Linked DNA regions of Homo sapiens: region 1 is linked to region 2. A link is a contact called in ENCODE Hi-C or POLR2A ChIA-PET data. All regions are on one chromosome and are shown on one strand. Each heading gives the region's core, a stretch centred on a gene start or an enhancer-like site at or near the end of the contact. The rest is flanking DNA. Distances are from core to core; before and after follow the strand shown.

Region 1 (4,950 bases), core at 1,143-3,642, 3.1 Mb after region 2:
TCAATCCACATATACATTGTGAAATGATCAAATTAGGATAGTTAGCATGCACATCACCCCCAAATAATTATTACTTTTGTGGTGAGAACACTTAAAATTGTCTCTTTTAGAAATATACGTTATTATTAACCATAGTCACCTTGCTGTGCAATAGAACACCAGAACTTATTCCTCCTAAATGTAACTTTTTACCCATTGACCACTCCCTCCTCATCCCCCTCTCTCCTCCCCACCCCTGGTAACCACTGTTCTGTTATCTCCTATGATAGCAACTTTTTAGCTTCTGCATGTGAGATTGTACGGTAGTTGCCTTTCTGTGCCTGGATTATTTCATTTAGCATAATGTCCTTCGGGTATATCCCTGTTGCTGCAAAAGACAGGATTTCTCTCTCTTTTTCTGGTTGAATAGTATTCCATTGTCAGAGAAGTGTTGTAAGACTAGGAAAGGAACACTGCAGGCTGGAGCCCTGGGGAAAGTGGTCTGAGGCAGGTGGTGGGACTAGAGCTGGGGTCTGGCAAACAGGCTGGGTTTGATTGTCAGCATAATAGAGAGCACTCATGTGCCAGCTGGGTGGGAGGAGCAGCCGAGTGAAGAAGGGGAAGCCTCTCAGGAAGCATGTGCAGGGTTTATGGTAATGAGCAGACCAGCAGGTACGTAGTGGGAGAGGGGTGTGATGGGGCAGAGGAACTTACGTTATGATAGTACAAGACAGAGGTTGAGCCTCATTTTAATAGGCATTGTGGTGGGTGTTGAATAGTGATGGAATGTATGGGTCTGGAATCAGGCTGCCTGGTCAAGGGCTCTGAAACATGAGTGTGCATCAGAATCACCTCGAGGCTTGTTAAAGGATAGGCTGTGGACCACATCTCCTCAGTTGCTGATTCAGTGGGTGTGGGTGGGGCCTGAGAATTCACATTTCTCACTGGTGATGCTGCTGTTACTGAGTTTGGGACCACATTTGGAGAACCACTGGTCTAGAATTGAGAGGTTGGCAAACCTTCTCTGTTAAGAGGTAGATAGTAAATATTTTAGGCCTTCTGGGCTACAAAGAGTATCTGTTACATATTTTTTATTGCTTTTCATGACCCATTAAGCATATATATATCATTCTCTGCCATATACAAACAGGCTGTTGGGGGAGTGAGGATGATGTAGGGAAGGTGGGGCATGGTTTAATAACCCCTGGGCCATGCCTAGATGATCAGTCCTCTGCCACATAGCTGGCTGACCTTTGCCAAGTTAATCACCTTTTACCTTTATTTTCTCATGTTTCTAATAAAACAGAGACGATAATATTCATACTTCTTACCATATAGAACTTCTGAGGATTCAGTGAGCAAAGCCACAAAAGATGGTATGTCACAATATCTGGGATATAGCTAGAATTTATAATTTATTTTTACTCTGTTGATAGGCAATGGGAAAACAGTAAGAGGCAGACCAACAGTGATCCAGGGCTCTGAAAGCTAATTGCTTCAAGATCCTGCTACCATTTTCTTTTGGGCCGCTTGCAAAGAAGAATCCTTTGACTGAAGCATGTATGTACACTCTGAAGTACAGCCTGGGTTAGTCTCTTATAAGGGATCGGATCATTGCTCAGCCTCTCCCTTGAGTGGCACTTAGAAAATGGCGCTATTCGTAAGCTGACTGGTATTGGGCCCAGGACTCTGGCTGAAGGGGTGGGCATGCTGGTAACCATTTGCAACCTATGCTCAGGTCCTACTTGTTGGGAAGCCCTGATTGAGAAGAGTGGCCTGGTCTGTGCTGGCATTAGATAGGATCTGGCTGCATTAATATTGAAACTACTCTGCCTTTTAATGTCTCATTTTGCCTCATGGTGGGAGTGAAAGTGAGAACCACAGAAAATCTGCCTGCCAGGTGTTCCACATTTCTTGTGCTACAGCATGCAAGTGAGCAGTGAGGTGTACCTTTTCCTCATGTAGCTGGGAAAGCAATACCCCTGCTTGTACCTCTGGCATATCTTCTCTGTGCTGGTGCACCTAGAGAGGTTGCCTGGTGGCCCTGAGAGAGCCATCTCATCACTAAACACTGATGGTGAAAGCTGGCCATGCTCAAATAAGATGTAGCAATCTACCTCTTCTTTGTCTAGTTACCCCCAAGGGGGCATCCACTTTCTTGCTCACCTCACCAGTTGCATGTTCTAGTCCTTGCCAGAAGCACATAATAATGACTTTGTAAGCTTAAGTTACAGGCACACAAAAGGGCCTGATGGTGATATGACTCCACCCTCCCCGTTTTTGCTGACATTCCGCCAAATATCCTTCTGTCTCCTCCCCACCTTGCAAAACAAACTTCCTGTTTTGAATTTGGTCCAGGCTGGAACAGCCCCACTACACCTGTTAACACACGCAGACGCACACTTCCCCCTTCATAATTGCTTAGCTTCTTGTTGCCTAGCCAGATTTCCCCTCAGCTTACAGTTCCTGAATCATAAGATATTGAACCAGCAAATTTAAGAGTTGACATTTTACTTAGAGGTATTCAAGTGAAAACATGGCTTCTGGTTTATTTTGCTGTATTGTGCCATGACCACTTGGCTAATTCTTCTCCTCCTTCACAGCAGAATGGAAGTGAGGAAAGGCAACCAGCTGACACAGGAGCCAGAGTGAGACCAGCAGACTCTCACACTCAACCTACACCATGAATTTGTGTCTATCTTCTACGCGTTAAGAGCCAAGGACAGGTGAAGTTGCCAGAGAGCAATGGCTCTCTTCACTCCGTGGAAGTTGTCCTCTCAGAAGCTGGGCTTTTTCCTGGTGACTTTTGGCTTCATTTGGGGTATGATGCTTCTGCACTTTACCATCCAGCAGCGAACTCAGCCTGAAAGCAGCTCCATGCTGCGCGAGCAGATCCTGGACCTCAGCAAAAGGTACATCAAGGCACTGGCAGAAGAAAACAGGAATGTGGTGGATGGGCCATACGCTGGAGTCATGACAGCTTATGGTAAGCACTGTTTCTGGGACCTCTCCATTAAAGTGTGCCTTGGCCTTGAAATGGCCCTAGAAGCTCCCAGATATGGTCTTGTCATGGACTGAATGTCCTTTGCCACTGCCTTCATAAGCAGTGAATTGCACACAGAGAGGCATCTTTAGGAAATTAAAGCAATGCCATTTTGGGGGTTCTGAGCTGGTGTATGCAGACACACTTTCCCCTGGAGTCAGTGGGTTAGTATAGTTAGGGCTCTATTGGTTGTGTTTGCAGCTAGCTCCTTCTCCCTGAACACATTTCAGGAACCATGTGATCTCATGTGGGAGTGAGTTCAGGGAATGCTGAAAAATATTCTCATCTTTCCCTAAACAAAACTTAATTAAGGCTGGTGGGGGTGAGGTGAAGAGGATGGGGAGGAATGTTCTATGGAAGCCAGTAAACTTAGAGCCAATTGTGTTCCTCCCTCCAGCCAATAAATATGACACTGGCACTTGCATGCTGGTGAGTTTTAACCTTTGGCTTCTTGAGGTTATGTTGCTCTTCTTCTTGCCCTTGTCTCTAACTGCCCTCACTTTGAAAGGAATCTTTGTGTACTTGTTGCTTTTTCTTTAAAGAATTTTTTTCAGAATTCTTTTTGAAATCAGAAAGAGTAAAAAAATACACATATGGGATGTAACTTATTTTTCTTTTATGTTTAATATAGAAAAAGTTGGAAGCTGTAGACAAGCAAAAAAAGAAAAAAATTACACATAAGTCTACTACTCCAGGCAATAACCACAATTAACATTTCAGTGTGTATTTTTCTGATACTTTGCATACACACACAAATATATATATACATATATATACATATATACATATATATACACATATATACACATATATATATACACACACATATATATATACATACACATACACACACAAATACTTGGAAAAAAATTGCAAATGGAATTTAGATCATGCTGTGTTTTGCAGAGCAGACTTGGTCTGTAGAAGATGACCTGTTGTTGAGTGACAAGAGTCTGATCATTGAATTGAGGTTTCAGTGGTCTCACTGAAGTGGTCTCCCTGATAGTATAGATGAGATGCAAGAATGGGGTTAGGTGAGGTGGAGAAAGTGGAGTTGTGTTTTGTGACCCACTCAAGGAAGGTGCCCTGAAGTATGCCGATTTCAAATCGTGATTCCCAAAAATGTGCAGCAACAGTTCAGTTCAGTGCAGGTTGAGTTCAGACACAGGAAATCATACTCAGTTATACATGTGCTTCTTTCTTTCCAAAAGGGGAAAAAAACTTGTTTTTAAAAAAGTATGTAAAATTTTATACACACGTATGTGTATGTGTGTGTGTGTATGTGTATATATTAGAAGATGCTTACTTCTGAGGAACATTTTAGAAATTCTTTTCTAGTTCTTACTATGTAAATAATCACACTCTGCATTTAATCTGTTAAAAGTGTCTGTAGGCATTGGCTTTTAATATATCTAAAAAAATGGTACCTTTTTTGAACTGATGGATTTAAAAAATGAGATTCCACTGTGGGAGCTTACACTGAAAAGTAACTAGGTAGTTTTTCCTAGAGTTGCATTTTAAAATTGCTCATTGACTCACATTTGTGTAACATTTCCAGAGTAGTTTAGATAAACCAACAGAAAATAAAGCTGATTGTCACCATTAGTGTTACCAATGTATATGACACAGCAGGTAACACAGGTGCAGTTTTAAAGTTTCTGGTTGTATGCATTTCATGTTACAGCTTTGAAGGGAAAGAGTTACAGCTCAGTGGTAATTTTCTCTTGTTTCTCTCAGTCTGTCAAACCTTTTCCATGGGCAAGAAGAAGCCCCACAAATAGCAAATTTATAGGCTTTAAATTTCTGCAGTTGTTTTGGCTGTTTGTATTTCTTGTGTATTGATGAAAATCTCATAGGGAAGGCTTCCCCACATTTTAAAGGACAATAATTTGGTCTTAGCTTTTCAGCCTCACAGAAATATTATTTTT
Region 2 (4,897 bases), core at 1,812-4,311:
TGCATGCCTCGACCTCCCAAAGTGCTAGGATTACAGGCGTGAGCCACCACGCCCAGCCCAGAAAGCCAGTTTTACTGAATCAGAAAACTTGTTATGGGACACTCCCTCCTCCAGGTACTGGAACGCCTACTTAAACTGAACTTTATTAAAATATTACTTTTTTTTTGTCTGGGTGCAGTGGCTTACGCCTGTAATCCCAGCATTTTGGGAGGCCGAGGCAGGTGGATCACGAGGTCGGGAGTTTGAGACCAGCCTGGCCAACATGATGAAACCCTGTCTCTACTAAAAATACAAAATAAATAGCTGGGTGTGGGGGCGCACACCTGTATTCCCAGCTACTCAGGAGGCTGAGGCAGAATAATTGCTTGAACCCAGGAGGCGGAGGTTGCAGTGAGCCTAGATGGTGCCACTGTCCACCAGCCTGGGTGACAGTGAGACTCCATCTCAAAAAAAAAATTATTATTATTTTGAGGCAGGGTCTCATTCTTTTGCTCAACCTGGAGTGCAGTGACACAATCATGGCTCACTGCACCCTTGACCTCCCGGATTCTAGTGAAGCTTCCCTCTCAGCCTCTCAAGTAGCTGGGACTACAGATGCATGCCACCATGCCAGTCTAATTTTTTTATTTTTATTTTTTTGTAGAGAAAGTGTCCCACTGTGTTGCCCAAGCTGGTCTTGAACTCCTGGGCTCAAGTAATTCTCCTGTCTTGGCCTCCCAAAGTGCTGGGATTATAGACGTGAGCCATCACACCCAGCCTTAAATATTACTTTTTCCTGTTGTTGAAGTGATACATATTCATGAAAGAAAACTTGGAAAATGCAGAAAAGTAGAAAAAAGAAATGTCATCCACAGTCCCATCACTCAGAGAGAATGTGTTAGTGTATTTTTGGATACTCCAAACTCAGACCCTGAAAGGTCCCTAAGACTGACCCTGAAGGTGGTCAGGGCTAGTATAGCCTTAATGAGGGCTGGTCAAGAAGCTTGTTGATGTCAGGCAATTTACCCGAGCTCATCCAGAAGCAGCGGAACCAGGAAGAACCCCATGTCACACAAATCTCTGAACTCTTGTGTTGACTAAGCTATAATATCTTGCAAAAGATGGGATTGCAGGCATCATAGGACTCCCTACCCTGCATTTTTTAAATTTTCCCCAGAGAGGAGCTGGGTTAAGACAGGGGCCCTGATTGGCAGAGTTTGGGGTTTTGAAGACCAATAATAATAGGGCTCTTCCAATATTTTTTTTAAGAGTTTTTCCCTTTTAAATTTAGATATAATTTATACACAGAAAAATGTACAAATCTTTTTTTTTTTTTTTTTTTTTTTTAGATGGAGTCTCTCTGTCGCCTAGGCTGGAGTGCAGTGGCGTGATCTCGGCTCAGTGCAACGTCTGCCTCCCGGGTTCACACCATTTTCCTGCCTCAGCCTCCCAAGTAGCTGGGACTACCGGCGCCCGCCACCACGCCTGGCTAATTTTTGTATTTTTAGTCTCTGAGTATCTGGGATTACAAGCGCACCACCAGGCCTGACTAATTTTTTTTTGTATTTTTAGTATGGACGGTGTTTCACCACGTTGGTCAGGCTGGTCTCAAACTCCTGACCTCGTGATCTGCCTGCCTCGGCCTCCCAAAGTGCTGGGATTACAGGCGTGAGCCACTGTGCCCGGCCAAAAATGTACAAATGTTAAGTATAGTGTTCAGCTTGATAAAGTTTTACTTACACACACGTACCCACCACTCAGATCAATGTATAGAACATTTTCAGCACCCTAGGAGTGGGGTTGCCAGGAGGCTCTCTCAAGCCTCTTTCCAGGCAGTACCCCTACACCACCCCCCAACCCCTGCTAGGCTGGAACGCAGTGGCTTGATTGCAGGTCAAACTTCTGGGCTCAAGCAATCCTCCTGCCTCTGGCTCGCAAAGCTCTGGGATTACTGGCATGAACCATCTCACCTGGCTAACATTTATTTTCCCTCTATTGTCTTCAGAAAACCCCCAACTTTTCATCTGGAATAATTTTAGACTACAAAAAAGTTATAAAGCTAGTATACCCTTCACACAATTTCTCCTAATGTTAACATCTTACATAACCATTATACATTTCTTATAACTAAAAACTACTATTACCTAAACTTAAATTTTATTTTAAGTTTATAGCCTAGCTACATCACCATGTTGCATATGACAGTGTCTCAGTTTTTTTCTTGCTTTTGATTACCTTGATAGTTTGAGGAGTACTGGTGAGGTGTTTTGAGGAATATCCCACAAACGAGATTTGTCTGATGTTTATCTTTCAGTTAGACTGAGGTCACGGTTTTTTTTTTAATCACATGTCAAGGGCAAGTGCAGTGACTAATCACTTTGATTTTCACGTGGAGTGGCTCTACAGCCCTCTTTCCACACTGTACTCTTGGAAAGGTCGTCCCCAGGCATAGGCCACACTCAGGGTGGGTGTGGACGGATTACCACACCCCTCTGGATGAGGTATTATTAGAATTCCTCTGCAAGGAAGATTATCCCTTCTCCCTCATTTATTTAATCACGTATTTATAGCAGCACGGGCTCTGGGCTGTTTTATACTTTAGGTTATAACTTAATGCAATGTACTTTATATTGCTGCTCAAATTGTCCCAGGCGCGGCCCCCGGAAGCTCTCTGGGTAGATCCCTGCGCCCTTGGACGCCCGGTCCTTCAGTTTTTTGAGCACCTCAAGCTTCTGGCCTACAAAACGCTCCCGGCTCAGCTGGAGCTTTCTGCGCCCGGGTCCTAGAGTCGCCCATTTCTCTAAGGCGCCTTGGCCCTATTTTTAGAGAGCGGTATTTAGAAACCAAGATTAGGGTGCTAACAATTTTTTTTTAAATTTTTATATTTTTAAGACAGGATCTCACTTTGTAACACTTCCTTTTAGTGGAAGCGCCGACCTCCTGGGAGACCCACGCCCCCTGCCGCCTTCCGTCCCGTTTCTCAGAAAACCACCCAGACACCCCGCCCCACCGGCCGGGGCCCGCCGCGCATGCGCGCCGAGGCGTGACGTCAGAACGGCGGCCAGGACGCCGGACGTGCGGCAGTTGCAGGCGAGCAGGCGAGGAATCGCCGTGGCGTCTTGGTGTTCTCCACGCTGGTTCGCAGGTGAGTGTCCCTGTTTAGTCCGGACGACCCTAGCTCCTTTCCCCTCTGGCCCGCGCCTCTCCAGATTCTCCTCTAGAGCTGCCCAGCCTCGCGCCCCTCTGAGGGGACCCCGCACCGCGCCACCTCCGCGGTGTCCCCACTCCCTAATTTTCCCTGAGGCTCCTGGCCACGGGTCCGCCCACCTCCCTGGACCACCCTGACCTTCCCCAGGTCCGCCCTCTCAGTCTCCCCTAGAGCAGCCCATTCGAGAGCCCTCCCAGTGGGCCCCCCCGGCCTCTCAGACCCCTTCCCATCGCTTCCCCGGCGTCCGCCTCCGGTCCTTTCCCCGAGCCCCTCCTCTCCGGCCCCGCGGACCCTCCTCCTTTCCCGACTGCAGCCTCCGCCTTGCATCCTTTCTGGCCGCTCGGGAGTGTCCCACATGTCTGACTGCCGGGACCTGCTGCGGCCCGCCGCCTGGGGTCTCCCGGCGTCCGATCTCTACCCCTGCTGCTCCCTCTGCTCCAGGGAACTTGCCTTCTCAGTTCTCCTGCCCAGAGGTCTCCCCTCCTTAAGTCCCGGGGGGCGTTGAGGCTTTACCCTCGCGGTGCGGTCCGCCCCCGCTGCATTTCACCTGCTCTTGGCCTTGCAATGTCTTTAGTCATAAGTGCTTGGTGTACCTTATCTTACATATCTCTCTTCATGTTTGATTCTGTTACTCAACTAGATTGAAAACTCCGGAGGTCAGGGATTTGCATAGGGATCCCCGCCCCGCCACCCCGCTTAAATCTCAAATGTAGACCGGTTCAGGGTGGGTGGAGGAAAGGAATGAGGTGGAGTGGTCACTGTAAAAAATTAAAGGAACATGGTTAATTCAAAATAATACTGACTCATGGTCTCAGCCTTTAAATTTTTAGTGCTTAGGAAAGGGTGGAACCACCACCGAGGGAGGAGGGCTGACAGCTGAGGGGAGGAATATTCCAAGGTCTTCTGTGGCCTTTGGTATGAACCAGTACCAATTCAGGAAGTGACTTGTCCGAAGTCACATGAGGAATTAGGACCCGAGCTGGCACTGGTAACTGCCTGTTTAGTGTGGCCCTCAGTATTTGTTGACTAAACTAATGACCAAAACATGTATGCACAGACACAGCTGTGCGTCTGTGCCCATGCAGTGGGTGTGTCTGCCTAAGGACCTGTGGGGGTGTGGGAATACTGCTGTGACGGTTCAATTGTGGTGCTCAGGAGTGTTCCCTAGGTTCAGAAAGTTCCTAACCCTGGGCTGGTTGGCTGGATATTGATAGGACTGGAGCTTGTCTGGGCTTCCTTTGTGCCTGGTGTTTACTCTCTGTGGTGGTGATCTCTTTACTCGACTCTTCCCTATTCGTACTGATCTCCCTGAGGACAGGAATCAAACTGTGTTGCAGGGTTTCCCTAATAAACAGCATAGTGTTTGGCACTTTGTAGGTGGTCAGTAAATGCTTATTGAAGAAGGCTGCAGAAAAGAACTCAGAACCTGACAGCGGTTCTTTGCTAGCATTATATTTTAAAGGCGGTGGTACATTCTGTAAGTAAATTTCCTGCTATTCTCAAGGACTGAGTTGATTAAATGTGTACAGCAGTGGTATAGAGAGGACAGATACTCTTGTGGTGTTACTCCTTGGGAAGGTGGAGGTTTCTCTCAGCTCTTTCTGAAAGCTTTGCTTATGCTTTTCAGCTTGCATTAATATTTTTGTTTCTCCTTTCCTCTGCCTGCCTTCTTACTGTTTGTCTAAAGAAATTAAAGAATTACCTTATTAA

Evidence for each region. Hi-C counts contacts between places; a loop is a spot of excess contacts on that map. ChIA-PET counts read pairs that join two places held with the same protein, here RNA polymerase II (POLR2A). Pooled maps may share reads with other maps.
Region 1: a loop to region 2 is called in a pooled map, with 3 times the contacts of the local background. The contact joins the promoter of MGAT5 here to the promoter of PLEKHB2 in region 2. A Hi-C loop is called at or near these places in 4 of 50 pooled maps. POLR2A ChIA-PET finds 5 or more read pairs at or near these places in 2 of 52 experiments (GM12878 and PC-9).

The regions. Positions count from the first base shown.
Region 1 is chr2:134,251,680-134,256,629 of GRCh38, forward strand. MGAT5 (alpha-1,6-mannosylglycoprotein 6-beta-N-acetylglucosaminyltransferase) reads left to right here and starts at 2,393. Exons shown (of 16, transcript NM_002410.5): 1 at 2,393-2,965. The coding sequence starts at 2,725.
Region 2 is chr2:131,102,275-131,107,171 of GRCh38, forward strand. PLEKHB2 (pleckstrin homology domain containing B2) reads left to right here and starts at 3,062. Exons shown (of 8, transcript NM_001100623.2): 1 at 3,062-3,124. RefSeq lists an enhancer at 2,786-2,915.